Regions from separate parts of the Mus musculus genome. Here all the other regions are linked to region 3. Evidence: chromatin loops called from intact Hi-C (ENCODE). Cell type or tissue: left cerebral cortex. All regions are shown on one strand. Region 1 has its middle 72 kb from the start of Gm46853. Region 2 holds the start of Gm42284 (a long non-coding RNA gene). Region 3 has its middle 130 kb from the start of Gm46853.

Region 1 (8,000 bases), 62 kb after region 3:
CAGATGAGAGACTTACTCACTGGAGTTTTCAACTGCATCAAAGATTATACATCGTGATTCTACGGATACCCTTCCAATTTCAGAAGAAATCTACCATTACAATCACCACACGAACTCATTTAAAGGAAAAAACACCAGTCTTTTAATGGATCTTGTAAAAGTGTTTGGAAAAAACTTACCTCTGAGAACAATGTAAAGGCCTCTACAAATGTATCTTCATAAAAGCAACATGAAGGTCAGGATGCGCCAGTCAGAATCAACCCTTGCACAACTCTAGTGATTAACTGGTTTTTCTTTATCTGAACTTTTTAAAATGTGTGTGGATATTTTACCTGTATATCTATTCACCATGTATGTGCCTGGTGCCCACAGAGACCAGCGGAGGGCATCAGACCCCCAGAAACTAGAGTTAAAGATGGTTGCCAGCCACCATTGGTGCTAGGAATCAAACCTGAGTCTTTGTGAGAGCATCCAGTACTCTTAACCATTGAGCCAATTCTCTACCCTCTGACTCAACTTTTAAAACAATTTTTCTTAGTGTCTGCTCATTGCATGAACTGATGTAATTCATAATACTTTCATTTAAATATATCATGCTCTTTGACCATAATATATATTTATAGTATATTGACATTTTATATTTATTATATAACCAGAAAGTATGCACCATAGATATTCACACACTATATTCATAAATACATATGTGCACATATGTGTCCAGAAAGCATATAGCATATATACTCATATATATCTGTTTGATTGGAACCCCTGCTCCTTCACATACACATGCTGGGAAACCCTGTTTGCTCCCTTCCCTTAACATCGCCTGCATAGAGAAAACTCCAGGCTAACATTTCATCATTCACACCCTCGCCTCAGCAGTTCCGGCAAGCCATCCAAGAGTGTCCACCCAGGAGTTCAGCTTTTGACCATATTTGGACACAATCCTAGCTTCTAGCTGACATTCATCACCCCTCGCCTAAGATCTATAAAACCCCTTACCTTGAACAGGGTACACAGTGTCCATGTCCCAGATCCTTGAGCTGCCCGCCCCCCAGTAAACCTGACTTTATACTTTTAATTCAGCTTGAATTGGCTTATTTCATCGGTAAAGAAAACCTATTAATATCCATAAACACATATACATGTATATCTCTAGAAAGTATGCTTAATATCCATAAACACATATACATGTATATCTCCAGAAAATATGCTTAATATCCATAAACACATATACATGTATATCTCCAGAAAGTATGCTTAATATCCACAAACACATATACATGTATATCTCCAGAAAGTATGCTTAATATCCACAAACACATATACATGTATATCTCCAGAAAGTATGCTTAAATCCATAAACACATATACATGTATATCTCCAGAAAGTATACGTCATCCCCTGACCGTGATTAGATGATCAGGAAGTCCTTCAGCACTCCTGAAACCCCTGAAAACTGATGCTCCATTCGATTACCTGTTACCATCCAGAGAGAACCATATCTGTGGTACCTCCCAAGGAAACACACACTGAGAGGCTTTAGTCGGAAGTCCTAGGGTACTAGGGACAGGACCCCTCCAGCTGTCTGTTCTTGCTGCTTGGCTTATGGACGCCCTCTGGACTCTAGAGTCTAGAGCAGTGTCCCTAACCTTTGTAATACTGTGACCCTTTAATACAGTTCCTAATGTTGTGGTAGCCCCCCCCCCAACCACATTATTTCATAGCTACCTCACAACTATAATTTTGCTGCTATTGTACACTGTAATGTAAATATCTGATATGCCACCTTCCAAAGGAGTCTCCACCCAGGTTTAGTTCCACCAGTCTAGAGTCAGCCTTTGCTTTGAACCCTTGACCTCACGTGATATTCAATCAAAACTTCCCTTCCTGTCCTGCCGTATCAGATGCTGCTAATGAGCCCCTGTAACCCCCTGTTTTCCAGCAGGAGCATACTATCAGCAACTAGACAGTCTTCCTAAAGGGAGACTATTCAGAGATTGTCAGTGCCTAAAGCTAGCTGGCAGTCTACGTTCACTGAAGTTTGCTACTGTCTTTGTGTGGCCACTGCCTAAAGCCCTTGTTAGAAAGATCTAAACTCTTCCGACTGGGATTGAGGTTATTCATGTTGGGTTCTAATCTGCCTCCAGCCATTTTCATCCACATCTCATGCAGACTGACTTTCCGCCACTCGGTACACCTCTGTATCTTTCTTCTATCTGGTCTGTCTGTTCAAACCACCCCCCCATCCCCCCATGCCTTCTCCCTATCACATATAGCACCTACCAGGAAATAATCCTCACTTCCCATGAGACTCTTTTGCATCATTGTTTCCTCCCCAGCTTTAGCTTTCTCCCTCCTTCTTGCTGGCTGTGTATACTCCTCATCCTTTCTGTGACTGCACTTTCTGCCTACAGACCTGCCTTCCTCATCAGACAGAGGGTGCTTCCAGGTTAGGTGATGGAACAAGCTCACCCTAGCATCCATGGCTGTTGGTACACAGTGAATATTCATTACATCTTTAAAAAAAAGATAATCCAATGAATAAATCCAACCAAAGAAGCTGCCACCCTTTAAGTTTGGAGGGATTATATGTGCCTTAATAAATCATAAATAAACTAAACGCACTTTTACAGTGTGTATTTCCCCCCCCCCCAAAATGTTGCTTTGTGCAAAGTTGGTTGCCAGATAACCCACTCCATTCTTTTTCTATGCTTAGAGACAAGCATAGCCTAATCACCTTCCTGGGATTTCTCTCTCAGGTCACAGAGAGTGACTAAAAATGTTTGGGTTCTTTTACCATTACCAGAAAGATATCCCTACAAAATCAATTAACCATCAATTAGCTATAGAGCCCCCAGAGCCAGAATTATCAGAGATATTTTGTATGGGACATTGTACCAAGAGGAGAACTGAGACCTGAAGAAGGGAGTTACCACCGTGGGAATTAGTAACAGAACTCCCCCAAGTCTGCTTGTGACCATCTTACCAAACATTCTCAGTGATATAGATGAGTTCTCCCACCCACAGACAAGCCTTTCACACACTGACACGGCGATACTGTGGGTAATTATCAGTAAGCGCAAGCAGGTTTGGATCCTAATCTGCAAAACAACTGACAACACGCAATGACCAATAAGCTGGTGTTGTTACTGGAACACACTGAGTTGTGTGTGGAGCAGGTCCTTCGGAAGCAGTCAGTTCCTGGGCTCTGTTTTTGTTGTGCACCTAGATGTGCATGATGGCATCTTCCCTGATTCTTATTAGTGGCATACGAAAAAAAAAAAAAAAAGGAACTTTAAAATCCGGAGGCTCCTATTGTTGTGCAGACACGTGACTCTTATCTAAATGACATTAAAACTGTTCAGATAGCGGATGGGAAGCAATCAAGCCTGTACCTATTGCATTACGTAGGGAAACCAACGTAGGCTGCGTTGCATGTCATCAAATGCCCCACATGTGACATACAGAGAGAGTGACATAATCCAAATACTCGACAAAAGCATCCCACGGTGACAAATGCATCATTTCTGAAGAGGAAGAGAGAGCAGATGGCTCAGCAAACAATTGTAGAACAGCCAGATTCCCCCTCCGCACCTCCAAAACCAAATTGCCTCCCAGTGTCTCATCTGAGGCCCCAGGGAAACTCAGGAGCACTCAGGGACCGCATTAGCAGCAATGTTGGGAGGAGTCCTCTGTCCTGGTGCCCTGGGCTTAGACCCAAAGGACATGAGCTCACAGTAAGATTCTTGCTTTTCTTCTTTGTTACCTGAAAGCAAGCTGCAGAATTTTCTTATCCACTATATAGGATTGACACCACTCTGGAATGTGAGATATTAGAACAGCACTGTTTAAGGAAGTGAAGAGGTATAAACGTGAAGTCTATTTGTTAAAAATACAGACTAGTTGAAATTTACAGAAGCCAACCTAATGCTCATAGAATTTATCGCACGCAGGGTTGGGAGAGTGTTAGCTGTGGCTGGTTGCACATTCACAGATCCTCGCTAGCACTCGATGGAGTTTGGTTGTCTCTGTTTTAAAAGCTGCCGTGACTGTGCTCCCATCGCAAGGCAGGCGGGATATGCCTGTTTGGTTCATCCTTCATCCAGGAATGTTAACAGCTATTTCACATCCGCTGTGTGCAGCACACTAGCTAAGTGACAAAAGATTGGCCTTGCTTTGCTCGCTACCATTTGAAAAGATTATTATCTCCTTTTTCTTTTGTTGCTATTACTGAAAGGGCAAGCATGGAGGGAAAACAAAATAAATATATTGCGAAAGGCTGGAGAGGCTATTTCTGGATGATTTGTGCATCAGACTAAGAAATGACGGCTTACACTCATTTTCAAAGCTGTGATTATTTGGATGTTGACTGATTTAATCTGCATACTGGCCTTATTAAGTAAGAATTAGTTCTTATTCCTATAAAGCTGGGACACAAATCCAAGTCTACAAAGCCTCTGTGCCAAGTTGGATGATCAAGGTGGAAAGACAAAGGTATCTTTTCGCAAGAAAAAAATCATAATTAATTTCTAATATTCTAAAGCAAATTGCCCGAACAGTCAACATCCAAGACTCAACTATTCTTAAACCCCACTAGTGGTAGAAGAGCACCTAAAACAGGCATTAGAAAAACCATGATTGTGAACTAAGCAACTTCAGTAATCCTCTCTGCCAGTTTTAATTCCATATAATATATTTATTTTATTGTTTTTTCACTGACATTCTGCTAATGATAGTACAGCCTCCCAAAACCTGAGACTAGACCAAAATAGTAGAACATTAATTGGTGGATCAATAACGTACTCTACTCTTCTGTTTGCATAAATAGACGTTTTGATGGCAATCTTTGGCTCCGATGGTGACCAAAATAGACTAACTGATCTTTAATAGATGTATATAATAAGAACCACAGACAATATGGCCTGAAGAACATCATTCCTCTATTCAGGCAGAAGATAGGGATGGAGGGAGAAAGGAAAGTGGGGAATTCTTAGAGCAGCTGCTCCTTGTAGACCCTAGGCTGGGCTCTCTACATAGTTTAGTTCTTGGAAGTTTCATGACAACCCCTTACAAAGGAGGAAGGAAATTTTAAAAATTGAACTTGAACCTCACTCCTCAATAAGAAGCCCATGGCTGAGCCTATAGCTTAGATGGTAGGAACCAGAGACTGGGTGGCCCAGAGACCTAGGGTAGAACCAAACATGACTGGCATTAAAAAAAAAAAAATCAAAGGAATGATTCCTACTCTGCTGTATTCACAGATCAGTGCCCTGCCCAGTCCTCTTCAGAGGCTTCCCCAGCAGCAGATGGGAGCAGATACAGAGACCCACAGCCAGACATTATGCAGAAATGGAGGTCTTCATTGGGTCCCTCCCGTGAAGATCAGGGAACTCCACAGAAGAGGAAGAGGAAGAGGAAAGACTGTAGGAACCAGAGGAGATGGAGGACTCCAGCAGGTTGTAGCCTACCCAATGAATTAAACAGGGCTCACAGGGGTTCACAGAGACTGAATCAGCAAGCAGGGGGCCTGCATGGGTCTTCAGGAGCTCTTCTGCATATGTTATGGCTGTTAGCTTGGTGTTTTTGTGAGACTCCTAACAGTGAGAGTGGGTGGTTCTCTGACTTTTGCCTGTTCTCAGGACTCTTTTCTTCCTATTGGGTTGCCTAGTCCAGCCTCAACATGAAGGCTTTTGCCTTGTCTTATTGTATGTATCTTGTTTTGTCCTGTTTGGCTGTCATCTCTTAGATGCCTGTTGGTGCTATAATTTTTCTATTTTGCTGGGTTCTTATATCGACCACCATTCCAACCCTCATTCTACCCTAATCTCTTCCAATCCCCTAACACAAGATAGACAAGAAAGAAGGTTGAGGGTAAAGGGGGACATAGCTCTCTTTAAACTACTTCCTGCTGCTTAGGGACATTGAGTTCCTGGGGCAATGCTGGTCTTCATCATCAGGATATCAATTTCTTCTTCTTATCTCTTTGTTCACAACCTCTTGACAGACTACAGCAATAGCATCCTCTGGAGCCTCTCAGGGCTCTGGCCTTTTTAATGCCCTCTCATGAGACCCCAGAATTCCAAATATAAACTCTTTTCAGCAGGCAGAATCACACCCCTGCCAGAGTAGAAGACAAATCACAGTTAGATGATGTGGACAATCTGAAGCAGCCCCATATCCCACATCTGGGATTAAAACAAAAACATATTCACATAACATAATTGGGTTTTTTAAGAAACCAAAATTTCTCACTGGGGAGGTCTGCTCTTTTCTGAAGAGGAAATGGAGGGAGAGTGGGTCTGGGGGAGAGGGAAAGTTGAGGGGTGGGGCTGGGAGGGATGGAGGGAAGGGAAACTGTGGTAGGGATGTATTATATGAAAGAAGAATGTATTTTCTGTAAGAAGAAAGAAAGAAAAAGGGAGAAAGAAAGAAAAAAGAAAGGAGAGAGAGAGGGAGGGAGGGGAGGAGGGAGGGAGGGAGGGAGGGAGGGAGGAAGGAAGGAAGGAAGGAAGGAAGGAAGGAAGGAAGGAAGGAAGGAAGGAAGGAAGGAAGGAAGGAAGGAAGGAAGACTCTGCTATGGCAGAGATAGCACCTGGGCATCCTGAAGGGGCATCTTTAGAGAACCTGGGCGTCCTGAAGGAGCATCTTTAGAGAACCTGTGGTTCCAGACTGATGCTCTGCCAAGGTCACTTACTCCTTGACAGAGTGAACCTGAGAACAGTGAGGGTAATGAAGGAGTCTTTGTAGCATCAAGTTGGGTGTTCTAAAGAGAGAGTAAAGTGTGAGATGAAAAGAACTAGCAGAGTGAAGGCTGCATTAAGAGTGGACAGTCAAGTGACAGGGGGAGGGAGGTACAGTGAATGGATGGACAAGTGATAGGAGGGGGGCTATAGTGATCAAGTGACAGGAGGGGGGCCATAGTTTAGATGTTGACTGTCCCCAGTAGCTCATGTTTCAAAGGCTTGGTTCCTGGTTGGCAGCTTTGGAGTTGAGGTCTTATCAGAGGTCCCTTGGTCATTGAGGACTGTGGAACCTGGTCTCTGCTTTTTCTCTCTTTGCTCCTATGACTGCAGGCTTTGCACCACCACAAAGTCCTTCCATGATACGCTGCTGAGCCTACCATCCAAAGCACTGAGCTAAGCTGGATCTTGGTCAGTTAGATAGAGCCCTTCCTTTTTTTCTTCTGTCATGCAATGACTTGTTTATCACAATGACAATTATATGGTAACATTGCATAATTATCTCTACAGATTGATGGGTGTCACTGTGACATTTCCATGGATGCATTGATCGTTCTTTGATCATATCTATTCTCCTTGCCTCCTTTCTTGCCTTTCCCTTCTTCTTTTCCCTAATAGAAACACCCTTAGTAGTAGTCTCAATTTTATTTTCAGAACTTTTTCTTTTATCATCTAATTACCTCAGCTATTTTATAATAAGTATGGAAATTTGACTAATAATGCTCAATACAAATGAGGTCAGGGGAAATGACTTTAAGATTTAGGATATAGTCCCTCTCTTAGAAGAGTATCACCAAAAAACAGTTATTTGCTTTTACATGATGATATATTTATAATCTTTTATCTAAGCACATAAAAACAAAAAGAAGAGTGACCATCATCCCACTATGAAATAATTAACTTGTTTATTTCTAACATTTTTCACCTAGTTTTCCTAGTCTTCTGAGAATAGTTTGCATTCCTGAAGTCACAGTATGCGGTTTTTGTGCTTACTTTTGTGTTTAAGATCGGTATTATCACTTGCTTCTGTCTTTAAATACGTCTGGGACCAGTTGATCTTGAATGCTGTTGAGACATGAATGTTGCTGACAAGGTCATCACCTCATTCTCCTTGTATATTGCTTCAGAACTCAGCACAGGCATTGACAGAGTGGTTGCTGGTGCTAGTTTTCTTTCCTGTGACAAAATAGTGACAAAATACCTGAGAGCACATGAGGAAAGTGTTTTCAGCTCACAGTTTCAGAGACCTAAATGCA
Region 2 (8,000 bases), 210 kb before region 3:
TGACACATACCATAGTGTGCATGTTGACACACACACACACAATTCTGAAGAGAGATTAAATTGTTCAGTGAGGTTCCTTGCTCTCTCATATCTTGACATTCAGTCAAGGGTCTATTGCCTGTTTGGAAGCTAGGAGCTGCTCCTGGTTGTACGTCTCCCATGTGACCTCCAAAGGCCCTATTGTCATCAGGATTTCTCATTCTTTATCCAATGCCACCTCTTTTCCCTATGTAGCATATGTTCATACACGCATCATACCAGTAACACATTGTCTAATACATAATACACACACACACACACACACACACACACACACACACACACACACATGCACATACGCACACATGCTCACTTTGCACTCCAGCTACTGCCTTCACCCCTGGATTTGTCCACCCTGACCTTACTCCCATAGAATCTTTTATTTGCCCTCCTCTTTCTGGTGGCTCATCCTTGGCCTTGGCCTTATCCCTGGGATCTAAAGCAAAACCTGTCTCTTCCAGATGGCCTTGTGGGTCCTTCCCTAGGGGCTTTACTTGGGTGCTGCCTTGTTAAGCCAGCCTGGCAAGTACAGTGATTTTACTCTGGCCTGGCCCTGAAGGCAGGTCCCTTCATTATGTCCCATCTACCCTCTCACCCATTTTACTACAGTAGAGCCTTGGAGACTGGCCAGATGGCAGCTCCCTGCCCTCCACCTGCTACACAGGCCCCCCGAGGATGTCCTAGAAAACACTTGCCACCTCTCTACCTTAACAGCTCCAGATCTCCAGACGCTTCTGCTTTCCAGGTCCCCTGTGAGCACGAGATGGGTTTCTTCCCCCAAATTCTTAAAAAGAAAAACAAGAACCTGAATGGCAGTCGGCACTGGCAGAAGTTGGCCTCTTCATTGTGAAGTGAGGAAGGAGACTGCAAAAGGAAATGGGAAGACAGCAGATATACAGATAGCCGCGCTGGTGCTCATCCAGGTAAGTCTACCTGTCCTGGCCCCGAGTGGCCCTGTCCTGAGCTTGGCTGGTCCTGCTGGCTCCCGATATTCAGCACAGCAAATGGAAGGCCTGAAAAGCAGGCTGTGGGGCAGATGGTATCTTCTGTCTAGAGAAGCAGAGCATAGTGGGGGGGGGGGGGTTAGGTGTCCAGAGCTCAGCTCCCAACCATGTTCTGCTCCCTGTTGATGGAATAAACTCGAGTAACTCTCATCTCTTAGAAACTGGTCATTCTGATCATTCAGATAAGGCCCTAAATCAAATACAGTCACATATGGGCATTTTAGGCAGTATACCTGTGCCCAACAAGTGTGAACTGAAACAGATCTAGGCTATTCCTTCAGACTAGCCTTTCAGGCTGCCAGGAAACAAGCAGAGAAAAAAGATTTACAAAACTCAAATCTCAAGGGGGAAATACACACACACACACACACGAAAAGAAAACCAAAATCTAACCAAAACAAAAACAAAATCCAAACACCAAAACAAACAAACAAAAAATATCCCCCAACCAGGACACAGCAATCTCTAGGAAGCAAAGTAAAAATTTGTCACAAGAACACGGGTTCAGGGAAAGAACAGATTGTCATTAGCTTGTACTAGAAGAATCAGAGTGTCCCTGAAGTTTGAGCCACAGCATGCTATGTTAGGAACGCTTACAGCAAGGACCCACCAAGGTTTTCTAGATGACATATACCATGTGATTTCCATTGGAGAATGGGGAGACTTCTGAGGGCAATGCCAGCTGCCAGTCACTAATCAACCATGAGCTTGCACCTTTTCGTGTATGCTCCTTTCCCCATTTTCGCCTTGTGGGTACACATATGTGCTTTTGTGCAATGAGTTGTCGCATGGACGAGGGAGGATTCAGATTTTGAAGGGAGACACTCCTGGTTCAAACCATGGCTCTGCCTGTGTCATCTTATTGGCATGGTGAGGAGAAAAACTGAGCTGGAAAGAGGATGGTACCTCCATCATCACTAGCCAATCGACCTACCCATGAACTCAGTGACAATGGTGGCAGTCAGAATGCTGCGTGTACATTGCTTAACATAGTGTTAATAGTATCATTATATAACATTACAACATATGTACACACGAAGAGAAATGCTATCCTCTAAGGCACATATGACATGTGACATGTGTGTCTCACAGGCAGATAAACATGCTTGACTACACATCTAAATGCAGCTTATACATGCACCTTAGCTCTGTAATTTCATGGAGCTGGGGGAAATCTTGTTTTGCCAAGTTGGGGTTTTGAGGTCTTGCTGAGTGTAAGTTCCATAGTGTTCCCAGTCACGGAATTGTGGGTATAGGTTACAGGTTTCTGAAGTGGTGGCATGGGCTTGTGGTCACATACCTAAAGTGGTTGTCGTCCATGGAAAAGATGTGAGGATAAAATACCTTGCCAATGAGAGGATGCCTTGGAGATGGGGACCCCAGTTGACTGAGAGCCCTAGAGGTTTACACCCACAGTTATTAAAGCCACATTTCTAGTAGCTGCTTCCAGCCAATCAGTGACTGAGTGTGGCAGGGATACAAAGCTAAACTTATCTCCAAGAGACAGAAAATGTGTCTAACAGGCCATGTTGGTACAGCAATCCTGAAGCTTTCTAGCCTGCTGAGCATCCAGGATCCACCCATTTTCCTTCCTTCCCACCCCAGGTCAGATTTGTGTATTGCCATGTGTCTCTTGTCCTCTCCTGGCTCCTCTCAGGTCTCTCTTCACATTGGGCTGTCCCAGGGGGACATCTTGAAATACTGTGTTTCTGTTTTAGTGTCACAAGGAAGCATTAAGTTCCAGCTCCCCGAAGGATCCCTGGATGAAGTCTCCTGAGCACAAAGGACAGAGAGACAAGAAGGGCAGCCTCGTGTACCTCTGACCATGTGTGTTGTACTGCTGGAACCTTCTCAGCCCTTGCTGTCAGGCCCAGAACATTCTGGAAAGGTGGAGGTGCAGGCTGGACAAGCTCTGTGAATTGCCCAAGGTCATGAGATTGGAGCCAGAGTCAGAGCCTGGTTCGGAACCCAAGGCTTTCTGATACCCCAGTCGTCTTCACTCTCTATCTCTCTATCTCTCTGCCTCTTTGTTGCTCTGTCTCTGTCTGTCTCTGTGTCTGTCTCTGTCTGTCTGTCTGTCTGTCTGTCTGTCTGTCTGTCTGTCTGTCTCTGTCTCTGTCTCTGTTTCTCTGTCTGTCTCTGTCTGTCTGTCTGTCTCTGTCTCTGTTTCTCTGTCTGTCTGTCTGTCTCTCTCTCTCTCTCTCTCTCTCTCTCTCTGCTTGTGCTGTCCACTGGATGTCTTCTCAGTAGCTCTCACACCTATCTTATATCTATAAGGTTCCCTAGGACAGGAAGGTGCCATTTATCAGCCTGCTTCATAGATGAGAAGCTGAGACTTGAGCTAAGTCAGCTGCCCGAGGTCTGGGCAGGAACCAACTCAGACCCATGTTGTTTAGCTTTGCTGTGCTACCTTAACCTCTGCCAAAAAACACCCAAGATGCTGCTGCCAATAATTCACACCTCTCTTCTCTTTCTGGAAACACTCACCTCAGAGCAGTGAGGGACCTGACTATGCCCAGCACCCAGGGGCTGGGGCCCAGTGTGAGGCTGGGGAGAAGCCACGTTCGCCCATACTGGAAACCCAACACCAGCCTCCTTCTTCTCGCTTGAAAGTGCTCTAGAGTTTCTGTGCTCACAATGCATCCCTTTGGAAGGCTGCCCTCCAAGGGTTGCCATGGTGACTATTTTGGTACTGCATGCTAGAAAAAGCTGAGGCACCTGCTGGTCACACCACCAAAACTTGTCTCTGAAAAATCAGCAGATGGCGTTTGTCAGAAATTCCTGCTTCTTGATTAATTTGGGAAAGAGGAGAGTGTGTGGCAGTGCCAATATCCTTTAACCTGGATGGTTCGTGTTGGTGTTGGGGGAGAAGATGGAGGGCAACTGTGTGGAGAACCTATTCTTCTCACATGCTGGGTCACTTTTTTCCCACAGAGGCAGAGAAATGTGGTAGTTTGGAGTCTGGTGAGCAAAAGAAGGCGAAGGCCATGGTTTTGCTTTCCTATTAAAGGGTGTTGGAATTTCAGGTTCTGCTCTGAAAAGGTTCTATTGAAGCCTGAGCTAACCTGGAGCTCACCATATAGCCCAGGCTAGCCTCAAACTCAGCAAATTGACTTGCTGGAGCCTCCCAAGTGTTGGGATGGGAGGCACGGATACCAGGATTGGTTCCATGGGTTCTGAAACTAGGTCTCAGATTGGGTCTAGTGTTTTTAATTAGATGAGTGGCAAGCATGGCTTGTATTTAAATCTCACTTCTGTCACTACCAATTGTGTGACTAGCAATTTCCCCGTCTCACCTGCACCTCTGCTTCCTCATGTGTAAAGCAGGGATGCTAATCTTTATCCCACAGAAATTCAGCACAATCTTAGCAGCCCTCAGCCTCGGCATGGGAGGACTGGCCACTTTATCGGCGGTTTACACAGAGCTTTGTAGCTGGGCTTATGAAAACAAACCAATTTCGCTGTCAGCCTAAGCAGTGGTATTGTGACTGGAGCAAGACAGAAAACACAACAGAAACTCCTGGGTGCCCATTGTGCAGCGTGCCCCCCATGTTAGCTGTCTTCTTCAGCTTTCCTAGGAACTTACTCCCCCACTGCTCTTACGCTGGCAGTCAGGCACCCTGTCACCGCTCCCGTCTGTCACTTCCTAGCCTTTCCTAGGAAGCTCTGACTATGGGTGTGGGGGCAGCTCCTGAGTTGTGCACTGCCGACCACTCAGGGGACAGACGCCAACAGGAGGTGTGTGCGGACTTAGTTATGTGGCTTTTAGCTTCCACCAGTTGCTTCTCTATGGAGAAGAAGGCTCAAAGTTCCCACCAGCAGTTTCTCCTTACCATGAGCGTGATAGATCAAGGTTGGCAAAATGGAGGTTCCTGTTCGCTCCTGTGTGACCAGGTGTAGCTAGCCAATTTCTTCTCACTTGGCTGGAGGGCCTAAGAATCTTCTAGAAGACAGTATCCAAGGCAGCTGCTACTAACTGAACAGAGCACAGGAAAGTAAATCTCTTATCTTGATATACAGGAAAGGAGCAAGGAATAGAAGTCAAAATAGGTAAGGCTGCTTGCAGTGTTGGCTTTAACTAGTTGTGTGAGCTTGGGTGAATCTTGTCCCTTTCCAAGGCTCGGTTTCTCTCTTTGAAATGCATTGAATTACTTTTCCTAGTGTATTTTTGAAATAATAAAATAAACTAAAAAAAGATAATACAGAAAGCAACACATTGGGATTGTATGAAACAAACAGAAAGAAAAGAGGCCAAGAGATGGCACGAGAGTCGAAGACCCGCTCATCTCTACACCCAGGAATCCCGCAAAAATACCAAACTGGAAGCCATAATATACACTCAAAGGATCTGGTGCAGACCTGCGCAGGCCCCATGTTTGCTGCTTCTGTCTCTGTGAGTTTATGTGTTTTGATCATGCTGATTTAGAGGGCCTTGTTTCCTTGGCATCCTCCATCTCTTGGTCTGCCGCCTCTTCTATGAGGTTCCCCCGAGCCCTGAGGATTTGATGAAGATGTCCCATTCATCGCTCAGTGTCCCACGGTCTCTGCCTCTCTGCATATTGTCTGGGTGTGGCTCTCTGTATTTATTCCCATCTACTGCAGGAGAAAGCGTCTCTGACAGTGGCTGAGTAAGGAACCCGTCTGCTTCCCTGGCCAGCGTCTTCTGCCTAGCTTTAAGTCTCAACATTCTTCCCTGCCAGCCCCTCCCCCTCTCCCCCCCATACACACACTCTCCCATCAGGTGGGCTCCCAACATTGAACGCAAACTCTGATCTGTTCCCTTCCTGGGACTTGTCCAAGTGATCAGATTTTATCAAACATCCTGGGATGGCCCAGGGCCAAGTTAAACACGCTCAGATGGTTGGAATTACCAAATTACAGCATGTTTGTGCAGAAAGTCACCTCATCACACGCTGAGCTGAAGCGTCCAGAGGAGAGGTAGAGAAACCAGAACAAGAAGGCTTAGAGAACTTTTCTCGAGGCCATGCAGCAAGTTGGGAGCTGATCTGGTCCCTCTCTGGGAACCCAGCAGGCTTGAGAGCAGATGCTGTTGATTTTGAGAAGGGCCAAGAAGACCCTATCAAAAGGCAAGCCAAGGAAGATGTTGTGTTGGCTTTGCTGGGGCCCTGACACCCCGTGGGGTGTGCTGAGTGAGGTTCACTGTACACAGCTTAGGAGGGCAGTCAAGGAAGGCCTGTGGAGGTCAGACACCGAGCTCTGCTATGTGACCCAAGGGTGATCTTGGATCCTCTGTGGGCTTCATTCTCACCTGTAGGAAGAGGTGATTTGTATGGACACTGGTTCTTACTGTCCCTCAAGCTCTCACAGCAGCTGCTTCCTGGAGGCTGTCACTTCATTGTTCTGCATCAGCAACAGCATCTGATGCATTATATTTAAAGGCTTCACAAGTGACTTGACTCTATCATCAGCGCCAGCGAGTTGAAAGGTGGTGTTGATGGTTAATCTCGAGTGTCACCTCCATGGGATCTAGAATCATATAGGAGACAAATCTCTGGGCTGTCTGTTCAGAATTTTCTAAATGAAGTTACTGGAGGTAGGGAAGACCCACCCTGAATCTAGTTAGCATCATTCCATGGGCTGCAGTTCAGCTTGGAAAGGAGAAAGCTTGCTGAGTATCAGCATGCATCCCTCTGCTTCTGTCTGTGGAAGTGATTTGAGCAACAGCCTTCAGATCTTGCTGCCATGACTTCCCTGTCCCGATAGACTGTGTTCCCTTGAACCATAATCCAAAATCAACCTCCCTCCCTTAACTTGCTCCTTGTTAGGTGTTTGGCTACAACAATCAGGAGAGTAACATATACAGCCTTCCCTCAGAATGTACCCCGTGTCTTAATCAGAGCCTGTGGCTAGTCCTCTACTTGGAAAAATAGCCTTTACAGGTATTCAGTTGAAGGTCTTGCAAGGAAGAAAGTACTCTGTATTATTGGATGGCCTCTTCATTTAAGTGTGTGTGTGTGTGTTTCAGGTATTGGGGGAGAGAGATGGGGTTGTTAACTGACAGAAGGAGACAGTGTGACAGTGGGACCAGAGACTTGGAGTGATAGAGCCACATTTTTGAGATGCTTGTAGCCATAAGAAGCGGAGAGCAGCAAAACATGGTCTGTCATCTGCAGGTGTCCGAGGTGGCATAGTACTGCTGATGTCTTGGTTTGGGACACCTGCCTTCTAAAAGTGGGGTAAGACAAATTTCTATTGTTCCTAATCCCACAGGCACATAAACCAACCTCTTCACCAGCCATATGCATCTATGGATGAGTTTAATTTAGACGTGGGTGAGGAAGCCCCACATCTATCTGCATCCTCCGGCATCAGTGGATGTTTGAATGCAGAGTGGCTGTTCTGTGCCTGAGAATACTGACTGTGGATGCAGGAGGGATCTTAGAAGGCCTTTATTTTTAGCTGGCTACTTTAAAAAATTTAAATAATTTTTTATTTTTTTTTCAAAAACACTAAAAGGTTTTATTTTAGTATACAAAAAAGTAGCTACTTCAAAATATACTTTAATGGTAAAAAAAGGTTGATAGTAGTTTTGCTTATTTTAAGAAGTTGTACTTAGATCCATCTCAATTTCATTTGGGTGAGTAGCCCAATTAATTTTTCTCAATGAGTTTACATTATAGAACATTCTAGAAAAAGTAAAGTTATAGACTAAGAGATTTTAAAGGAGATAAGTTAGCCTTTTGCTTTCTCTTCCAAATGACATTCAGGTAAGCCCTTTCACCTATTATAGTTCACTGAAAATTTTCTGCAAGCATACAACAGTTAACACCATGCTTGCCTTTATCCACCCATAATATAGTAGATAATGAGTGAAAGGTTAACTGTCTTTGGTTTTTCTGAGCAATGCTATAATAAAACAAAATAATGCCAGTCATTTAGTTTTTTCTCCTAAAGTCATGCGTATCTTTGTTGTTGTTATAAAAGATACCACACCGA
Region 3 (8,000 bases):
CGAATTATATATAGGCTCTTTATCATGCCAGACACGTACACTCAGGAATATTTGCTGCATCTGTAAGATACTTCCCCCATCTTCCACCTCATCACCCACAACCCCATTGCTTCAGAGTCAGCAAACTATAACCCACACACAGTTTTTGAAAATAAAAGTTTTTTTTTTACTAGCATTCATTTTATATCAAATTCTCCATTCTATTGAGAAGCTGTGGTAGAGAGACCTTACTTTCTGCATTTCCAAGCCATCTCTTCCCCAGACTTTTGGCCAGCCTGATCAAGAAGGTCAAAGTTTCTTCATGTGCCATAGAGAGACAATAACCAACATCATGTTGTGAACATAGCAAATGGATTATGAGTAGAAGTTGCTCCACGGAGTGCATCCACCTCAGGTTGAGCCTTGAGGTGTCAGGTGATGATGGGGAAGGATGAGGGGCCATCCATACCTGGGGGTGGGAGGGGAGTAAGAATGACCTGTTCCAGCTAAGATGATACCCAGTAAAGAGGTTCACAAATTCAGAAAGCAAGAATCTGCCCCCAGTAGACCAATTTCTCCTGGCCTCTAAGATAGATACATTCCCCATATGACATTCATTCAGATGGGGCTATGGCTGCTGGACAGAACAGTCTTGTTCCTCTCATGATGGATATTCTAAGAGGAAGTCCCTTCATTAAGGCCATGAGCGGATTTGGTAATTGCTGGCTATGAATGATGTTTTTTAACTTGATTTGACAGAGTTAACATGAAAACCCCCAAATATTTTTTCGGTTAGCATTCTGGATGGTTACCAAAATGGACTTTCCTTGGGTATGTCAGGGAGTCCTGAGTTGCATAAAGACCCAGGAGAAGTGTGTCTGAGGCAGGCTTGGGCATAGTCTCGGGATATCATGGAAGGAAGCATTGAGACGGAAACAAGCTGAGTGGTCAAGAGGAGAGGCTGTTGCTCAGGATTGAGAGCCACACTGCATGGACAGTGTGCTGCCCATGGCTGGAAGTGCAGGACAGAAACTGTTAGAAGCTACACACCAGGAACAAGCTAATATGGATGAGAGGTCCAGCTGACTTTGTCAATCTAGCTCATTTCTTCATAGTAATGAGATGGGTTTCTTCTTAGTCCCAGGAAAGCCCGTGGAACTTCAAGCTTTCAGCATAAGCCAGGAATGACGATGACTCTAGCCAGGACTCCTCATATCCATGTGGTACCCTCTCTACCTGCCCAAGCTGTAGGTACACCACTCCAACCATTCCTCAGGACTACACTGGCACAGTGCTCTGGACCTGTAGAGAAGACAGAGGGTTGTTAGTCCAGTTATTCCAAGGAGAAAACAGGCCTGGAGATGAAGCACTATATGGGCCCCACCAGGAACACACAGAGAAAGGGAGTCACCCACAACCGCCTCCCTCCCCTAGCCCTGAAGCCCTCTCCCTACTACACTGTCTGGATGGTGATGACCGTTTAGCTCCCAGGACAGACCATAAAACTGTGGAAATCCTTGTGATCCCTACCAGCCATCCTAGGGCCTGCCCCCATGTGCCATCGACACACAGTGATACATCCTTGCCATGGCTGGGACTAGGTACAAAATATCCCCCCTCAGGGTTGTGTGAGTGGCATCCCGCTGCTCTGAGAATTAGGTGACGTCTCCAATACTGGCATGGCAACAGTGAGTGCTAAGGAACGCTCAATGCTGATATTAGTGACTGTCATATTCGTATTGACAGAACCCCACTGCTGCTTCCAAACAGAGATTGGATTTGGGTCCTGTGGTTAATTTGTCTCAGAAAGCATCAGATTCTTTGAAGGCTCAAACTGCCCCTAGATGAGGAACAGTTATCCACAAGTGACCCTGTGATATCGCCATCCCTATGTAACATACTAAGAAGCCTGGACCATACTGCATTTAAGAGAAGACACTTGAGGGCTTGAGTTGCACCAGACAGGCTTTAGATCAGGTGCTTTCTAAAGAACCCTCTGGTAATGTAGCCTTGGATCAGATGGGGCCAAAACTGGAGGCTGGAAAACTGGAAAGTGTAGGTAAATAGCCGTGGCTGGAGACAGAGAGGCCTGAATTAGGGCAGCAGGAATGGAGAGAAGAACAGGACCTAGCAGGAGAGTTTGAATGAGGAGGGAAAAATCTGCTCTTCGCTCCTGGAAAAACAACTGTGAATCAATGATACCATCTTTATCCTCAAAGGCAAACAGATCCTTCATTAGTGCTAGCAATTGAGAGCTGTGTGAGGTTTGGTACCCACTAGCTGCTAAACATGTATATAAAAGGAAGCACACCATATGCTGCGGTGAGTTCATGCCAATTGGCCCCACTCACATATATACTGCTTTAATTTTAACACTTCATTTGAACAAAAGTCTAGTTCTAATGAAGCTCAGGATTCCCAAAGAGATTCTTCCTGCAGGCCAGTGTGTCTTGATGTCTTTCCCCAGTACTGAAATGTCTCTCTCTCTCTCTCTCTCTCTCTCTCTCTCTCTCTCTCTCTCGACAACTAAGGCCTGGATTCAGATGTCAAGTCAACCAACAGAACAAGTCACTTCCGGGACAGGTACGAAAAGGTGCCTCAGAAGGCAGTGAATGCTCCATTCACAGAGGCATGCAAAAGCCTGGCTCGGCCACTTGATGGGGTTGTTGCCGAGACGATTCAGGCATCGAAAAGCGAGCGGGATGGGGATGTTGGGTTCGATGACTTTTAAGGTCTTTGAAAACCGTGGTATTCTAAGAGGTTGAATCATAAACGTAGTGCTGGCAGATCGGGGGAACCCCACCGTAACGGCAGGGTGAGAATGAGGATCTAAGATTTTTCACATAAATCTAGCAGCTACAACCACGTCAGAGAAGAAATCTGAACAGCTGGTCAACCAAGGTGGGCCAAAGGCACTCAAAGCTTGACTTCCACCACTGTCCTCAGAAGGTGGCACCACCCAGAAACTCCTTTTAGAGATAAGGGCTAGGAAGACTTAGCTTGTCCCTTCCATATAACTGACCTCATGTCTCCTTTTACCTGGGCTGTCAGGAAGCTCATAACCACATTTGCATAGGGAAACAGCAATCTTGGCATCTTTTGTCTGTTCTTCATTTGTGCCTTTCTCTTTCTACCTCACCAATATCTAGCTTCTTGTATAAACCTTCTGTGGTCCGTCTGCCTCCCCCTTTTTACCCGTAGTATACCTTTCTATTGAATACTTCCTGCAAGTGACCTTAACTGCTCTGAGAAACAAGGAGGGTATAAATAAGAAAAGACAACAGCAAACTACTGCCTGAGAGGCACATCAGCAACTTGCCTAGGTAAACTGAGGAAAAGGCAGGAGGACATCGGACTAGATCCAGAAACTAAAGTAGAGGAAGCAGGGGGCTTTCCTGGGCTCAGTTTCCCCTTCTGTAAGGTGACAAAGGTGACAGATCAGGTCTTCATGGGCATCTCTAGACGATGTCATGTCCAGGTGTCTCCTGCCTATAGACGGTGTCCTGGACTTCTTAGTCCTTTATTTTAACAACTCACAGGTGTAGCATCTGTTACCTTTCTTGTTAGGTTCTGAACACATTCTTGTGGTAACCAGTATGCCTCTCACAATCTTAGGATAGGCATACTCTCGGTGATGGGGGGGAGGAAGAGAGAGAGAGAGAGAGAGAGAGAGAGAGAGAGAGAGAGAGAGAGAAATGAAATAAGTGTAGTAAAGGAGAGAGAGAGAGGCATGATCTCCAATGGAGTTCTATCCACAGAGCAGGACAGGGAAAATGTCTTCACAGCAGGACCAAAGCCCAAAGGCAGGAAGAGCATAGGTATTGGGATAGGATATGAGAACCATAAGATCTGGCTCCAGCTGCCTCTGGCATCAGCTCTGTGACACTCTTCCTATTCAGCTGTTAGTGACCATACCTCAGCTCAGCTCAGAGCCTTCTGTGAGTCAGGCCCAGGTCTAAGTGAGAAGGATACAGCCAGCTACAGGTACCATCATCTGCAGCCTGGCCAATGTACTAGAGAGAAACTAGTCATTGAATATCATCAGCCTGGACGGGAAGGTTGGCTGGCAGTACAGGGAGCCACCCTGTTCTTCACTTTCACTTTGTATAGTTTCTGTACCTGAAAGGAACTCCAGTCCAGAAACACTACATGGAAAATTCTAGAAATGAACTACCCATTAGTGATGAGTAGCTTTTACTATAAGCTACTGGAATCATTCTATTTTACTGTTAGTTGTTCTGTTAATCTTTTCAAAAGCTGAATTTATAAATTAATCACATATGCATATGTAGAAAAAAAATCACATTCTGTCTAGAGCTTGGTACCACATAAGGCCTCAGGCAGCCAACTGGGAGCCTTGAAAATACTCCCCATGGGAAAGGAGAGGGTGAGGAGCAGCCAGTACTACAAGGCTCTGTAGTAGACAGAGAGCTCTCTTGGTAAGGTGACATTTTAACACCAACAACAGAGTAGAGAGGCAGTGAGATATGCAGATATCTGGTATGGGGGTGTCGTAGGCAGGGAGAGAAAAAATGTAGGTGCCTGAAAAATAACTATGCTATTTCTGAGGAACTCAGTACAAGACTTGAGAGGAGATGGGGGAAGGTGGTGAGGGACTGAGAGCTGAGCTGACAAAGGATACAGATGCAAGGGGCCTTGTTCAAAGCCTTGTCCAGTGGACTCAGGAGGCCACTGGAAGGCTGTCAAGTCAGCCAAACCATTCCAGCCGTCTGAGCTCCTTCTACATCCCGGGAAAGTAGATTTCTGTTTACATGTGCTCTGCCCTCTGCCAGAGTCCTTACCTTCATTCATTCTGTTTGGTTTTGTTGAGAAAGCGGTCTCAGCACATAGTGCTGACTTGCCTAGGACCCAGTCAGTAGGTCTAAACTATGCTATCCTCCTGCCTCAGCCTCCGACACGCTGAGACTGTAAGCATGCCTCACCATGCTCTCTCCACCCCCTACCCATCTATTTGCCCCCACTGGGGAAGCTGGTTTTGACTTCTAAATAGATTGGAATTCCCACTGAACAACCTCGTCATCCCATGATTCCCCTTCCCCCTTTTTGTGGCAAGCACCAAAACTACCATTCCACCATCATGTGAATGAGCTTCATCTACTACTATTTTTTTTTCCATGAGGTGAGGCTGTGTCTATGCTCTGGACCTCGGGTTTCATCAGGACCCAAAGCCTGACTTTTAAGGGACTCAACAAATCCTCAAATGAGTGGGAGAATTAATGAAGTGAAAGATAAGGATGACAGCCACGGGGGAAGTGACTCCAGCCTGCAGACCATAGAAAGACCACAGGCAAAACACATGACAAATGTGGTTCAAGGTACGATCACACCAAGTTCCTGACAGCTGTGGGCAGGGATGCAAAGGAATTGAGGCTGGAGGCAGAAAGGAGAGAGAGAGAGCTATTTTTAAACCTGTATGGTGGACTTTCTATGTCCTGTGTATGATTTTCCTAGGAAGAGACTTCTGTTACAGAAGCTTACATGAACTTAAGGACCACAGAGGGCCCGTATGTCTGCCCTTGAGATGTTGCTAGAGATGGTAAAGCAGTCCATGATTGTTAATATGCTGACCAGACAACAAGTATTGTGTAGCAGCAACCACAGCACGTAGTTGGGGAACCTGTTGTGCTCACTTACTTGCCTGTTCAGTCTTCATCCTTGCAATAAACATGGTGAACCCCACGGAGGGCTAGGCACCATGCTTAGGCTCTGTTTATTGCATACCTGTGCTAACGTAGATGGAACATTTATCTTTTCTGAACAAAGAGGAAAAGGGAGAGTTCTTGCCTATTAAAGAAAAGTATGTGGACAGAGAGTAGAGCTGATGCTTACCCAGCAATGCACAAAGCCCCTGGATTCCACTCCCAGAAGACATAAACAGGACAAGATGGTGCATGCCTGTAGTCCCAGCGCTTTGGGGATGCAGACAAGAAAAGTATTAGAAGTTCATGTTCTCTGCTATATAACAAGTTCTAGGCCAGGCTGGGCTGCATGAGACCTTGCCTTATGAAAGATACACACACATACACACATACAGAGAGAGAGAGAGAGAGAGAGAGGGAGAGAGAGAGAAACAGAGCGAGACAGAGAGACAGAGAAACACAGAGAGAGAGGCAGAGACAGAGACACAGAGAGAGACAAAGACACACAGAGACAGAGATAGAGACAGAGACAGAGACAGAGACAGAGACAGAGACAGAGAAAGAGGCCTCAGTTCTTCCCCTTGAGCCTTGAGTTTTGTGTCCCACTTAACTTCTGGCTCTGATTTGAGTGGCACACCACAAAGAGGCTGCCATTATTTTGCTCCTTGCTCCCCAAACCTTCCTCCTGCCCATACCACTTGGACCATTCCGTTCTTCAACATTAACTCCTCCACATAACAGTGGTTGTTGGTTTGCTTGCTTGTTTTGAGGACCATATTTTGTTTTCTTCCTTCTGTCTCATCAGACTTTGGCTAAATGTCCAGACTAGAATGGTAAATGGCTAAAAAGGTGACAGGCCAAGCCAGATGTTGGGGTACACACCTGTAATTATGTGGCTAAGACAGGGAGGGGGTGGTGTAAGTTTGAGACCAGGGTCAGGTCCGTAGCAATTTCCCAAACACTCTGGATTACATAGTGAGGCAGTGCTCTATATCCTGCCTCACGAGGAAAAAATAAAGAAAACCAGGAGTCAGCAGGCTACTAAAGGCAGTGGTGGCAGACGGGAACCTTAACAGACTTTTTACTATGACCCAGAAATGATGCTCACTAACCCAGGCAGGATCATTGGTAACTATAGACTCGGTGGCATTGAGGGGCAGAGAGGTATCATGGGAGTGGGGGAAGATTTGGGTCAGTACCTTTCTCAGAAGCTTGCGTGATGGTTCAAAGAGTTTATTTTCTTTAATAAAATTGCATGCAGGTCATGTCTTTTAGTTTAGAGGCCGGTGCCTCTTACCAATATGACTGTGCAGAGACATGCTCAGGTCTCGAGAAACTGAGTCCCAAATGACTCAGGCTGGAAGATTTTCATGTCTGGGACTTCTCTGCATCTGGAGAATGTTAACTAGTACAAACAAAGACGTTCGTCCCTGTGTCGTATAGTCATCCCAAGTGCATGGAGGCCATGCTGCTCGCTACACCACGTATACACTGCCTTAAGAAGTGATCTCTGGTGGCGGAGTACCGGCCTGGCCAAGTTCTATGTAATCCAAAGCACGCGTAGCTTCAGAGGAGAAAGCAGAAGTTGCTTTTGTGTTCCCCTTGGCAGCATCCCTCAGGGTGAGAACTTGACTGTGTTCACAAGTAATAATCTCATAGGCCATTAGAGGTCAAAGAAAGGCCCAAAAGACACAATGAAGTGAAGGCTGATGAAGGCTAATGTCCCTCTGATTGACAAACAGCTGCTGTTAGAAGCAGTGTGACATGCTGGGTCAGCATCAATAACAGGGCCGAACTGTTCAGTGAGGCCAAGTATATGAATCTCATCTCTGGGTATGGGGAAATGCTCGACACACCATACATACTTGTATGAAAATGTACTTCTGCAGCACAGTATCATGTTAATGAATATAAACAATACAAACAAAAATAAATCTTACTTTTATTTTGAAGATAAGGAAATGGAAGATCAGGCGGATTAACACACAGGGCTTAAGAAGCTAAATTCTCAGCAAGTTTGCTTGGTTCCAAAGACTAAAATCCTAACCCTGGACAGACTTTCTCTTCGCTTCTGGCTGCCTCTTACTTAGGAAAAGTTTGATAAGTCTCATGATGTCTTTGACTGAATTTTAAAACCATATTTTTCAGACATACTAATAACAGTTGTATGTAGCGAGGAAGGAGAGAAATGCTTCTAGCCACGGGGTATAAATAGCATGCTGATCTCCGTCTTCAGAAAGGGACCAGAAGTGAGACTCCAGCAGGCGGAGTGACTGCACGTGAGGGAGCAGCCTCTTTGCACACATGGGCACACATTGCCGAAATGGGATTGGAGTCGTCGCTGCCATCTTCTCCACTAAC

The links. Peaks named below come from ENCODE experiments on the same cell type or tissue, not always from the same donor. Only the 100,000 strongest peaks of a DNase experiment are listed, where the experiment ranks them.
Region 1: it touches region 3 in a loop (4-fold over the local background); 3 of 42 quality-filtered maps call a loop at or near these places.
Region 2: it touches region 3 in a loop (2.3-fold over the local background); 3 of 42 quality-filtered maps call a loop at or near these places.

The regions. Positions count from the first base shown.
Region 1 is chr4:47,878,237-47,886,236 of GRCm38, forward strand. No RefSeq gene overlaps it. Among named protein-coding and RNA genes, the nearest start is that of Gm46853, 72 kb to the right of the region's middle. In left cerebral cortex, no CTCF peak of the experiment used is centred here; DNase peaks (open chromatin) are centred at 3,540 and 3,995.
Region 2 is chr4:47,605,173-47,613,172 of GRCm38, forward strand. Gm42284 (a long non-coding RNA gene) reads right to left here and starts at 905. Exons shown (of 3, transcript XR_881261.2): 1 at 845-905. Gm32487 (a long non-coding RNA gene) reads left to right here. Exons shown (of 3, transcript XR_390552.3): 2 at 785-962; 3 at 2,762-7,463. In left cerebral cortex, a CTCF peak has its summit at 3,783; DNase peaks (open chromatin) are centred at 3,718, 4,190, 4,419 and 4,662; H3K27ac peaks cover 1,282 bases.
Region 3 is chr4:47,816,292-47,824,291 of GRCm38, forward strand. No RefSeq gene overlaps it. Among named protein-coding and RNA genes, the nearest start is that of Gm46853, 130 kb to the right of the region's middle. In left cerebral cortex, a CTCF peak has its summit at 2,628; DNase peaks (open chromatin) are centred at 2,273, 2,656, 3,984 and 4,487; H3K27ac peaks cover 327 bases.